2 separate regions of the Homo sapiens genome follow, and region 2 is linked to region 1. The links are chromatin contacts, found by Hi-C in ENCODE. All regions are on one chromosome and are shown on one strand. The core of a region is the stretch at or near the end of the contact, and the rest is flanking DNA. Distances in the headings are between cores, read along the strand shown. Region 1 holds the start of AFP (alpha fetoprotein). Region 2 overlaps RASSF6 (Ras association domain family member 6).

Evidence for each region. A loop is a pair of places that touch in the nucleus more often than their neighbours do. Pooled maps may share reads with other maps.
Region 2: a loop to region 1 is called in a pooled map, with 2.4 times the contacts of the local background. The contact joins the enhancer-like site here to the promoter of AFP in region 1. A Hi-C loop is called at or near these places in 3 of 37 single-sample maps with no recorded cell type and 4 of 50 pooled maps.

What each region holds. Positions count from the first base shown.
Region 1 is chr4:73,433,015-73,439,127 of GRCh38, forward strand. AFP (alpha fetoprotein) reads left to right here and starts at 3,207. Exons shown (of 15, transcript NM_001134.3): 1 at 3,207-3,333; 2 at 4,146-4,197; 3 at 5,160-5,292. The coding sequence starts at 3,249. RefSeq lists promoters at 1-3,233, 2,951-3,233, 3,037-3,233, silencers at 1,384-1,790, 1,414-1,444, a cis regulatory region at 2,805-3,036 and enhancers at 3,027-3,047, 3,037-3,233, 3,074-3,096.
Region 2 is chr4:73,570,136-73,575,910 of GRCh38, forward strand. It overlaps RASSF6 (Ras association domain family member 6), which reads right to left. Exons shown (of 11, transcript NM_177532.5): 11 at 1,415-5,775. Among named protein-coding and RNA genes, the nearest start is that of RASSF6, 47 kb to the right of the region's middle. Within about 2 kb of position 3,781, at least 2 of the 41 ENCODE cell types and tissues checked have a DNase peak (open chromatin) inside an H3K27ac peak, as active enhancers do.

The DNA of each region.
Region 1 (6,113 bases), core at 1,957-4,456:
TCTATAATAGTCCCAGAAGGAGTTATAAACTCCATTTAAAAAGTCTTTGAGATGTGGCCCTTGCCAACTTTGCCAGGAATTCCCAATATCTAGTATTTTCTACTATTAAACTTTGTGCCTCTTCAAAACTGCATTTTCTCTCATTCCCTAAGTGTGCATTGTTTTCCCTTACCGGTTGGTTTTTCCACCACCTTTTACATTTTCCTGGAACACTATACCCTCCCTCTTCATTTGGCCCACCTCTAATTTTCTTTCAGATCTCCATGAAGATGTTACTTCCTCCAGGAAGCCTTATCTGACCCCTCCAAAGATGTCATGAGTTCCTCTTTTCATTCTACTAATCACAGCATCCATCACACCATGTTGTGATTACTGATACTATTGTCTGTTTCTCTGATTAGGCAGTAAGCTCAACAAGAGCTACATGGTGCCTGTCTCTTGTTGCTGATTATTCCCATCCAAAAACAGTGCCTGGAATGCAGACTTAACATTTTATTGAATGAATAAATAAAACCCCATCTATCGAGTGCTACTTTGTGCAAGACCCGGTTCTGAGGCATTTATATTTATTGATTTATTTAATTCTCATTTAACCATGAAGGAGGTACTATCACTATCCTTATTTTATAGTTGATAAAGATAAAGCCCAGAGAAATGAATTAACTCACCCAAAGTCATGTAGCTAAGTGACAGGGCAAAAATTCAAACCAGTTCCCCAACTTTACGTGATTAATACTGTGCTATACTGCCTCTCTGATCATATGGCATGGAATGCAGACATCTGCTCCGTAAGGCAGAATATGGAAGGAGATTGGAGGATGACACAAAACCAGCATAATATCAGAGGAAAAGTCCAAACAGGACCTGAACTGATAGAAAAGTTGTTACTCCTGGTGTAGTCGCATCGACATCTTGATGAACTGGTGGCTGACACAACATACATTGGCTTGATGTGTACATATTATTTGTAGTTGTGTGTGTATTTTTATATATATATTTGTAATATTGAAATAGTCATAATTTACTAAAGGCCTACCATTTGCCAGGCATTTTTACATTTGTCCCCTCTAATCTTTTGATGAGATGATCAGATTGGATTACTTGGCCTTGAAGATGATATATCTATATCTACATCTATATCTATATCTATATCTATATCTATATCTATATATGTATATCAGAAAAGCTGAAATATGTTTTGTAAAGTTATAAAGATTTCAGACTTTATAGAATCTGGGATTTGCCAAATGTAACCCCTTTCTCTACATTAAACCCATGTTGGAACAAATACATTTATTATTCATTCATCAAATGTTGCTGAGTCCTGGCTATGAACCAGACACTGTGAAAGCCTTTGGGATATTTTGCCCATGCTTGGGCAAGCTTATATAGTTTGCTTCATAAAACTCTATTTCAGTTCTTCATAACTAATACTTCATGACTATTGCTTTTCAGGTATTCCTTCATAACAAATACTTTGGCTTTCATATATTTGAGTAAAGTCCCCCTTGAGGAAGAGTAGAAGAACTGCACTTTGTAAATACTATCCTGGAATCCAAACGGATAGACAAGGATGGTGCTACCTCTTTCTGGAGAGTACGTGAGCAAGGCCTGTTTTGTTAACATGTTCCTTAGGAGACAAAACTTAGGAGAGACACGCATAGCAGAAAATGGACAAAAACTAACAAATGAATGGGAATTGTACTTGATTAGCATTGAAGACCTTGTTTATACTATGATAAATGTTTGTATTTGCTGGAAGTGCTACTGACGGTAAACCCTTTTTGTTTAAATGTGTGCCCTAGTAGCTTGCAGTATGATCTATTTTTTAAGTACTGTACTTAGCTTATTTAAAAATTTTATGTTTAAAATTGCATACTGCTCTTTCATTGAAGAAGTTTTGAGAGAGAGATAGAATTAAATTCACTTATCTTACCATCTAGAGAAACCCAATGTTAAAACTTTGTTGTCCATTATTTCTGTCTTTTATTCAACATTTTTTTTAGAGGGTGGGAGGAATACAGAGGAGGTACAATGATACACAAATGAGAGCACTCTCCATGTATTGTTTTGTCCTGTTTTTCAGTTAACAATATATTATGAGCATATTTCCATTTCATTAAATATTCTTCCACAAAGTTATTTTGATGGCTGTATATCACCCTACTTTATGAATGTACCATATTAATTTATTTCCTGGTGTGGGTTATTTGATTTTATAATCTTACCTTTAGAATAATGAAACACCTGTGAAGCTTTAGAAAATACTGGTGCCTGGGTCTCAACTCCACAGATTCTGATTTAACTGGTCTGGGTTACAGACTAGGCATTGGGAATTCAAAAAGTTCCCCCAGTGATTCTAATGTGTAGCCAAGATCGGGAACCCTTGTAGACAGGGATGATAGGAGGTGAGCCACTCTTAGCATCCATCATTTAGTATTAACATCATCATCTTGAGTTGCTAAGTGAATGATGCACCTGACCCACTTTATAAAGACACATGTGCAAATAAAATTATTATAGGACTTGGTTTATTAGGGCTTGTGCTCTAAGTTTTCTATGTTAAGCCATACATCGCATACTAAATACTTTAAAATGTACCTTATTGACATACATATTAAGTGAAAAGTGTTTCTGAGCTAAACAATGACAGCATAATTATCAAGCAATGATAATTTGAAATGAATTTATTATTCTGCAACTTAGGGACAAGTCATCTCTCTGAATTTTTTGTACTTTGAGAGTATTTGTTATATTTGCAAGATGAAGAGTCTGAATTGGTCAGACAATGTCTTGTGTGCCTGGCATATGATAGGCATTTAATAGTTTTAAAGAATTAATGTATTTAGATGAATTGCATACCAAATCTGCTGTCTTTTCTTTATGGCTTCATTAACTTAATTTGAGAGAAATTAATTATTCTGCAACTTAGGGACAAGTCATCTCTTTGAATATTCTGTAGTTTGAGGAGAATATTTGTTATATTTGCAAAATAAAATAAGTTTGCAAGTTTTTTTTTTCTGCCCCAAAGAGCTCTGTGTCCTTGAACATAAAATACAAATAACCGCTATGCTGTTAATTATTGGCAAATGTCCCATTTTCAACCTAAGGAAATACCATAAAGTAACAGATATACCAACAAAAGGTTACTAGTTAACAGGCATTGCCTGAAAAGAGTATAAAAGAATTTCAGCATGATTTTCCATATTGTGCTTCCACCACTGCCAATAACAAAATAACTAGCAACCATGAAGTGGGTGGAATCAATTTTTTTAATTTTCCTACTAAATTTTACTGAATCCAGAACACTGCATAGAAATGAATATGGAATAGGTGAGATATTTTGTGTTTTTCTTGTCTTTTCTCTATATCAAAATTTTTTAAATTATAAAATTTGCATTAATTTGTCTTGATTTATTATTCATATTTATTATTCCACATGGAGAAAAAATATTTAACTGATGGATATATTTAAATGAAAGATAAACTTGTAACTTTACAAGAGGTTTACAAAGTTATAGCAGTGTTTAATGGATGAATGGTTTGTATGTTTCATGTTGAATTAATTTTTACACTTCAATGGTATGCATATTAACTTTGAAAAATTATATATATACACATATATGTACATATATATGAATATAAATAAAATTTTATATGTGAAGAAGCCAGAATTATGCTCCTTCACATAACTCCCTCAGACTAGTAAAATAGATAAAATCTTTGTTTTTAATACAGAAAAATGGGTCATTATTTGATGGTCTGAAGAAGAAATATTGTGACTGGGATATGAATGGCAAACCGTAGTATAACTATGTTCAAAAGAATGCCTGAAATATATTTTTAACCATTTGACTTTCAGGACAGTTACAGCACTACAGTACAGGGAAAAACCAAACAACTGGAAGACAAAATCTGGATTTTAGTGATAGGTCTACTATAAATTATGCTTGTTAACTTCATTCCTTAGTTTCCTAGTTTTCTTTTCCTCAAGTATAAAATTAAGATGCTTAGGTTATCCCTAATGTTCTTTTAATTCTGAAACTGTACAGTTCTAACTGAAACACAAACATTCATATGTAACAATGATTACTTTCTTGGTTGCAGTTGAAAACACGTTTCATGAAGTTTATTTTGCTTTCCAGCTTCCATATTGGATTCTTACCAATGTACTGCAGAGATAAGTTTAGCTGACCTGTAAGTTTTGCTTATATAAATGTACTTTAAATGTGTAAAGCAAGGATAAGTAAATACTTAAATAAAATTGGGTACCCCTGTGAGCTCTTAAAAGCACAAAAGCAATTTGGACAATTTCAAGAAAAGTTACTCATACTGAATATCAACTTGATGTTGAAGAGGTTAAACTGTTGACTAATGTCTTCGACATTGACCTTTTGATTCCTTGAAATCTCATGAGTCAAACCAAATCAGATTTTAGAAACTGAAGATTAGTGTCTGATCAGTGACAGCCATATACTAATTCAGGAATTTTTCTCATCAGTACCAACAGGGTGATATTATAATGTTTTCTTTTCTGTATACTATTTAAATCTTAGCAGCAAACCATAGGTGATAAAATATTCTATTTGCTGTTATTTGTGGAGAGTATGTTAGTCTCTTGGATGTCTTTCCATTCCACATTTTAAAAATTTCTAACAAAGAATTTAAAGTAGTGTGTTGCTGTTACTCCTTGCACATCCAAACCTGCATAAGGATTGCTTTGAGTCAATCCATGAGCACTGTAGTCTTGGGTTTTAGACCTTGATCATACTGGGAATAGACACTGTTAGAGGTCTGTCTAATTACCAATTTTTTTTTGCTTAAATTTAAAAGTAACCATAAAGAATATAGATACCCTCAATTATGGGTACATTACAGTAGATGGATGGTCACAGAAGGAGAAACCACTCTTATGGGAAATCCACTTATTTTAGCCTTTAACATCTATATGTATATTTATGGCAAAAGAAAACAAGAAAAAGACTAAAGTTTCTTCTCAGATGACCTGGAAGCTAATTTTACATAATTTTACAAATCAAATGTCTAAACAGATTACAACATAAATAGAAAACAAAACAAACAAATGAAAAACTATACTTGAGAAAAATAAGCTTGCTGCAGGTCTGTTCCTTAAGGATTCACACGTATTTTTGTTTCAGGGCTACCATATTTTTTGCCCAGTTTGTTCAAGAAGCCACTTACAAGGAAGTAAGCAAAATGGTGAAAGATGCATTGACTGCAATTGAGAAACCCACTGGAGATGAACAGTCTTCAGGGTGTTTAGAAAACCAGGTGAGTGAATAATTTTAAAAAAGCATTGTGATATTTGACAAAAATTTAGCATGCTGAAGAGAAGATACAAAAATAGCAGTGAAAAATGCATTTATATATTTGAAGAGCTATTGTATGAAAGAGGGATTAGATTCATTCTGAATTGCTAAAGAGGGCAGAAGAGAACAATAGGTAGTTATTATAAAGAGACCATATAAATATGATGACTGAGAGCTAAGGTTCTGAAATAAGATTATCTTGATGACTATGGGCATATTAACTTTTTTGAGCTTCAGTTTTCTTATCTGTAAAATAAGGGATGATAATAGCTCCCATTTCATAGTTAGCATGGAAATTGATATAACAGCAATAGTAGCTAACTTTTATTATACACACAATGTGACTGGCATTATTCTAGGGAGCATAATGTGTATATTGATAATAAAAATATTTTATGACATAGGGGATAGATAGCACTGATGAATCAGAATGGTTGTCCAGTGAGTCAAGAGATGCTGGCTCGGGCTTCTGGGCAGGATATCAGCTTTGCTTACCTATATTTATTTATTAAACATTTAAAATAATCCTTGAAGATAGATGCTAATCTTCCAACTGAGGAAGCTGAGGCTCAGAGAATTTAAGTAACTTTCTTATGGGAACCACCAAATGGCAGAGCCAGGATTTGAACTAGACCATCTGGCTTAAAATTGACAGTCTTAGTAGCTTCATTACACTATAACTATAGTGAATGTAAGATGCATAGCACATCGTTAGGGTTGCCAGGTTTAGCAAACAACAACAAAACATAATACCCAGTTCAATCTGAATTTTAGATAAACACT
Region 2 (5,775 bases), core at 2,531-5,030, 140 kb after region 1:
TTTCTTTGGAAATCTTTCTGCAAAAGACATAAAGAACTGATGGGTATCATTTGGACTTGTTTTTATTTTTCCAGATATTTTTGTATAAAAGATAAAGTAAAACTAAGTGCTTAAATAAATGAATTATTTTGATTAGAGAACTATAAAAAAATTAATTATCATTCTAATACCCTTTCCTTGAGTTTAATTATTTTTCCTCACTTCAGTGACTTCAACACATTCATATGCATTAGTGAATTAGATCCAATAAACATTTGCTGAGTACCTAATGCATTCAATACACTGTGCTAGATACTACAAGGAATAATACAAATATGAATATGATTTCACCAGATCACTAATGCATTTATACAAGATATAAGCACATAAAGAATTATAATAAAAGGCAAATTTCAAAATTCTGGTGTCACAAGAGCAGAGCTAACTGAAACTGTGGTACACAGGAGCTTGAGATCACACATTGTTACAGAGACCAGGAAAGGTAATGGAAGAAGGGACCCTAACCAGGGACTAGAAAATGGGAATGTTTCAACAGAAAGAGATGTGCTAAAGTGTGCAGTGTTTCAGGGAAGGCTGAGTGATTTAGTTTGGCTGGTTTTAAGACAAAAATGACATAGCTGTGGGCAGTAAGTCTTAGTAGAAGATAAGGCTACGATGGTGGTTGGGGAATATACTGAAGTTTAATTATAACATAGCTAATATTTATCACATTCTTATGTGCAAAGTGCCAGGCTTTACATGTGCTATTCTTGTAACTCCCCCAACTGTCCAATGAAGTAGGTACTATTATTCCACTTAAAAATGAGGACACATTTTAGAATGGCAGATTCGGGAAGCATAGTTCGGGGGAAGCCACAGATTATGGTGGTTAACTGTATGGCTTCTGGAGCCATAAGTTTAAATCCTACCTATTTCTTCTACTAAAAACCTTGGCAAATCTCCTAACTGCTCCATGGCTTACTTTCTTTATCTGTAGCATGAGGTTGAAAGAATAATTTCCTTATGGAATTGTAATGAATATTAAACGTAGTGCCCAGCAAATAAGTTGTTATTAGTTTGAACAATATGAAATCATTGCCTTTGTAGGTCAAATATTGGCAATTTCAAATGGCTCAATCTAATAGGTATTAGATGTTATTAATTTAGAAGACAAATGAATGTCATTGAAAGGTTTTGCCCTCTGTAACTACATCCTATTTCTTGTTCTTTCCCATATATATGCCTCCACCTAATAGTTATACCTGCTGTCTTTATCACTTCATCAATTGCATTGCAAGGGGCTTCTTTCCCCTTCAGTTTCAAAAACCAATCTAAATAGCCCTAAACCAAATTAAACAGTAATGACACCTAACTGAATATTTCATAGTAGAGCCAAGAGATAATAAAATATACCACTATATCAGGGAAAAACATATATATATATATAATGTTTAATATTTTTTCAGCTATGGGACCAGACTTGTAATAAGTAATACATACATATGGGGAATTTTATAAAAATATTTCAGATAATTCCTTCACTCATTCATTTATTCTTTCATTCACTTATTTATTCAATCAATTTTTATTGAGCACATCCTACGCACAAGACACAATATTAGGTACAGAAAAGCTATAAAGATAAATGTGACACATTCTTTACCATTAATAATAATATATATTATCTAAAATTTAATTTGAGCTAATATATAACTGACAATGAAATATTTGGACCACCTAAAACAAGGATAAATTATTCTGTGACAAGTTTATATTCTTGCATTATGCAAAAATGATTCGAAAATAAACTATTTTTTTCCCAGAAATTGTATGAGCTATACATTGCTATGTAACAAATTGCCCCAAATTTAGCGGCGTACTACAACAAACACTTCTTATCTCATACAGTTTCTGAGGATGAGGAATCCAGAATGGTTTCCTTGGGTTTTCTGGCTGAAGGTCTCTCATGAAATTACGGTCAAGCTATTAGACAGGGCTGCAGTCATCTGAAGGCTTGACTGAGGCTGGAAGATCTACTTCTAAAATGGCTGTTGACAGGAGGCCTCAATTCCCTGCTGGCATTTGATAGAAGGTCTCAGTTCTTCATCATGTAGGTCTTTCCAGGGCTGCTCAGGACATGGCAGTTGACTTCCCCCAGAGCAAGTGGTCCAAGAGAGAGCAAGGAGGAAGCCACAGTGACTTTTATGACCTACTTCAAAGTCTCACAGTCTCTTCCATTTTCCTGTATTAAAAGTAAGTCCCTAATTGCTAAAAGAGTACATTTTTAAATGTTCTCACCACAAAGAAATTATAAGAGGTTATGGATATGTTAATTAGCTTGATTTAATAATTCCATAATGTATACATATATAATAATATAATATTGTACCCCATAAATACATACAATTATTATTTGTCAATTAAAAATAAAATAAAAAGACGTAAGTCACTAAGTCCAGCCCATTTTCAGGATGAGGAAGATTAAGCTTCATCTCTTCAAAGGAGAAGAATCAGACTTTATGGATATAAAACTACCACAGAAGTGATGTTAATGTCTCATTTGAATAATTGATTTGAAATTTTTTGCATTTGGTAGAACTCTGTGCTTGCATGTGCTTGTTACTTTTTTGTTCATAAGTTTTAAATAATAACTTTACTATTTCCTGATGTAAAAAGTAACAAATATAAACTATAGAACACTTAATACAGATAGGGAAGTTAGAAAAACATGAATCACTCATAATTCTACAATGCAGATATAGCCATTTTTAACATGTTTTTATTTCTTGTGTGTATATATATGCAAATATTAGTGTTCACACACACAAATACATATATATATACACACACATACATATATAATATATATGCCTTAAGTACATAATAAATATTTTGGAACATGTGTATGTGTATATTCTTATTTAGATATATAAGAATTTACCCCTGTAATTAAAATTACTTGGAAACAGAATTTTAATGGCTACATAACAATATACAAATAAATGTTTATTTCCCTCTTTTTTTTTTTTTAGAGACGGAGTCTTGCTCTGTCGTCCAGGCTGGAGAGCAGTGGCGCCATCTCGGCTCATGCAACCTCCGCCTCCCGGGTTCAAGCGATTCTCCTGCCTCAGCCTCCCGAGTAGCTGGCATTATAGGTGCCTGCCATTGCACCCGGCTCATTTTTTGTATTTTTAGTAGAGGCAGGGTTTCACCATGTTGGCCAGGCTGGTCTCGAAATCCCAACCTCAAGTGATCCACCTACCTTGGCCTCCTAAAGTGCTGGGATTACAGGCGTGAGCCACCGTCCATGGCCTATTTCCCTCTTTCATCTTTTAAAATAATTTTCTGAACATTTAGGCTTTTTATTTCCTTTTGTCACAATAAATAACAATATAAAACATATCTTTGCAGAATGTCTTTGTATCTCTGGTTATTTTCATATGATAGGATCTTACAAGTAGAATTATAGGATAAACAGACTACTAAATTGCCTTCAAGAAAAATTATATCTATTTGTATTTTTACCAGAAGTTTGAGTCCCCATCTCATGGTGATTTATTGAGTATTTAATGTTATCATTTCTTAATCTTTGCTAATAGGCCAAAATGTGTATTTATTTATTTATTTTACTTTGTACTTCGGTGGCATGTCAGTTATTATTTTACTGTCTCTCAGCTCCACATTCACTGTTGGTTGCCCGCTCCGTGAAAATAGATATAGACTCTTGAAATGTTTCCTTTGCAGCTTGCATGATGGCATACTTTGTCAGTAGAGGGCGCTGGAGACACACTGCAAGAGGAAGGGGTCTTTCCTGATTCCTCCAGGCTGACAGGCCAGGCTACTGGAGAGCAGGCTTTTTTCCTTCACTACTTTGCCTGGAGTGGTTTCTGCAGTGCTGGTTGCCTGTAGGGTGCAGCTTTCTCCAGCATTTCTCCACTTGCTTCTCTAGCTTTTGCTTTGGGCAGTGGTGGTATAACCTGGAGCCACAGTGCAAGCCGGTCCTGAAGCTCCAATTGCTGCTCTCCATTTCTTCTCTTCAGCTGGGTGCACACTCATACAGAGGACCCTGCTGGGCTGGCCAACTACTGAGCCACTTGCCTGAGCTTTGTCTTGTGCAGTCTCGTCACACAAAGTTATGCTAGGTTCCTGCAAAGTAGGTCCCTCCGGCTCCTAATCCCAACAGTGCCTCGAACAGAACCCGTGACTCCTTCTTTGTGCTTACCCTTTGGCAAAGCCCCAAGTCCCTCTGCATATCTGCCCACCTGCCTCAGCTGGTCCACACCTAGGGGGTTGGCTGTACCAGCTTGTCCAGTATCTGTGGTCCTGCTCTGGCCTGGGCAAGCCAGCAAACTTCTCTCCAGTGGGCTGCAACCACACCTTCTCCAGTGAATTCTGAAACCCTCATTCCTGCCTTTCCTTGTTAGGATTCTTTCCCTCAGCCTTAGGGTACCTTCTCTTTTCATCTTTATTATTATTCTCCTATCATAGCTTAATTATTATTTATATTAAACTTTCCCTGTTTAAATTACTACCTTGTTTCTGTCTTCTGATTGATACAGACTAACACAGTTGTTCACTGTTAAGATACGACTTTTTTCATATACTTAGTGGCCATTTGCATTCTCTCTTCTGTGATTTTTCTTTTCATATCTACCTTTTTTTTCTATGTAAGACTTGGTTCTTCTCTTATACATTTCAGTCTATTGAAGACTAACCTTTTGTCATGTTCATGGCAGGTACATGACACTAGTTTTTTATAAGTATGTTGAATTTTAACTATTACATTTGCCTCATTTAAGTGAGATGAGACTATTTTCTTATTAATATTGACAGGTGAAAGAATAGCGATGCAAGCCTCTGGTTTACTCAGTAAGAGAGACTTCTTAGGCTTGAAAAGGCCATAGCACACTTTCACCTTCAACCAGTTTAGGTTTGGTAATACTGAGAAGTAATGCCTTTGTCTTAAAAATGTTTCATATTTTAATATTGTTAATCTTCCAGTTGGGTTTACTGCATATAATCTCATTCCTTAGTACATGTAATATGATCAATTTACTACAATGCTTATGAGGAATGCAAATGGAATTAGTTTACAGAATGAAAGAATGTTGCATATAATTCCATTTTAATACAGAATTTATAAATAAAATCATAGTTTATACTTATAGCATTTCTTCATTTTTAGTGTTTTTTTTTCAAGTGGGTTAAACAGATCTGTGAGTACCTTGAGAGTTGTCATGTAGAATAAGATGCTAAGAGGGCAGAGTTTGGGATTCCCTATGTAACTTCAGCTACAACAGCCTTGCTTTATCCATTGTATTCATTCAGCAACAAATAGGTATTTGTGGGCCAAGTCTTACTTTAGCCGATGTAATATGTCTATGTGATATAAACATTTTTTTGAAAAATAAATAAAGAAAAAGTTCAATTAACTTAAAAAAGAGCTTAAGAAAAGCTTTGAACTGATGAAAGGTCTTTCATCAGCAGAAGAGAGAGAATAAAAGGGCTGGGGGGAGGTTCAGAAAATTTCAATTAGGATTTCTTAACAGAGTCCATAATTTTTCCTTTCCAAAGGCCAGACAGCTCTGATGTTACAGATAGTCAGAAGTCAACAGGCCATTTAAGATAGTCCTAGATTTTATGAAAATGCCAGAGTTTTCAAGAAGCTACTGTCACTATCAGGTAGATTCCTTGATGGTGTAAGACTGTATTTCTTTTTCATTCCAAGAACTGGCAGCTTCTTTTTTCTGAGTCATTTCTGAATCCATTGATTATGTTTCAGTTCTCTTGAGAGTC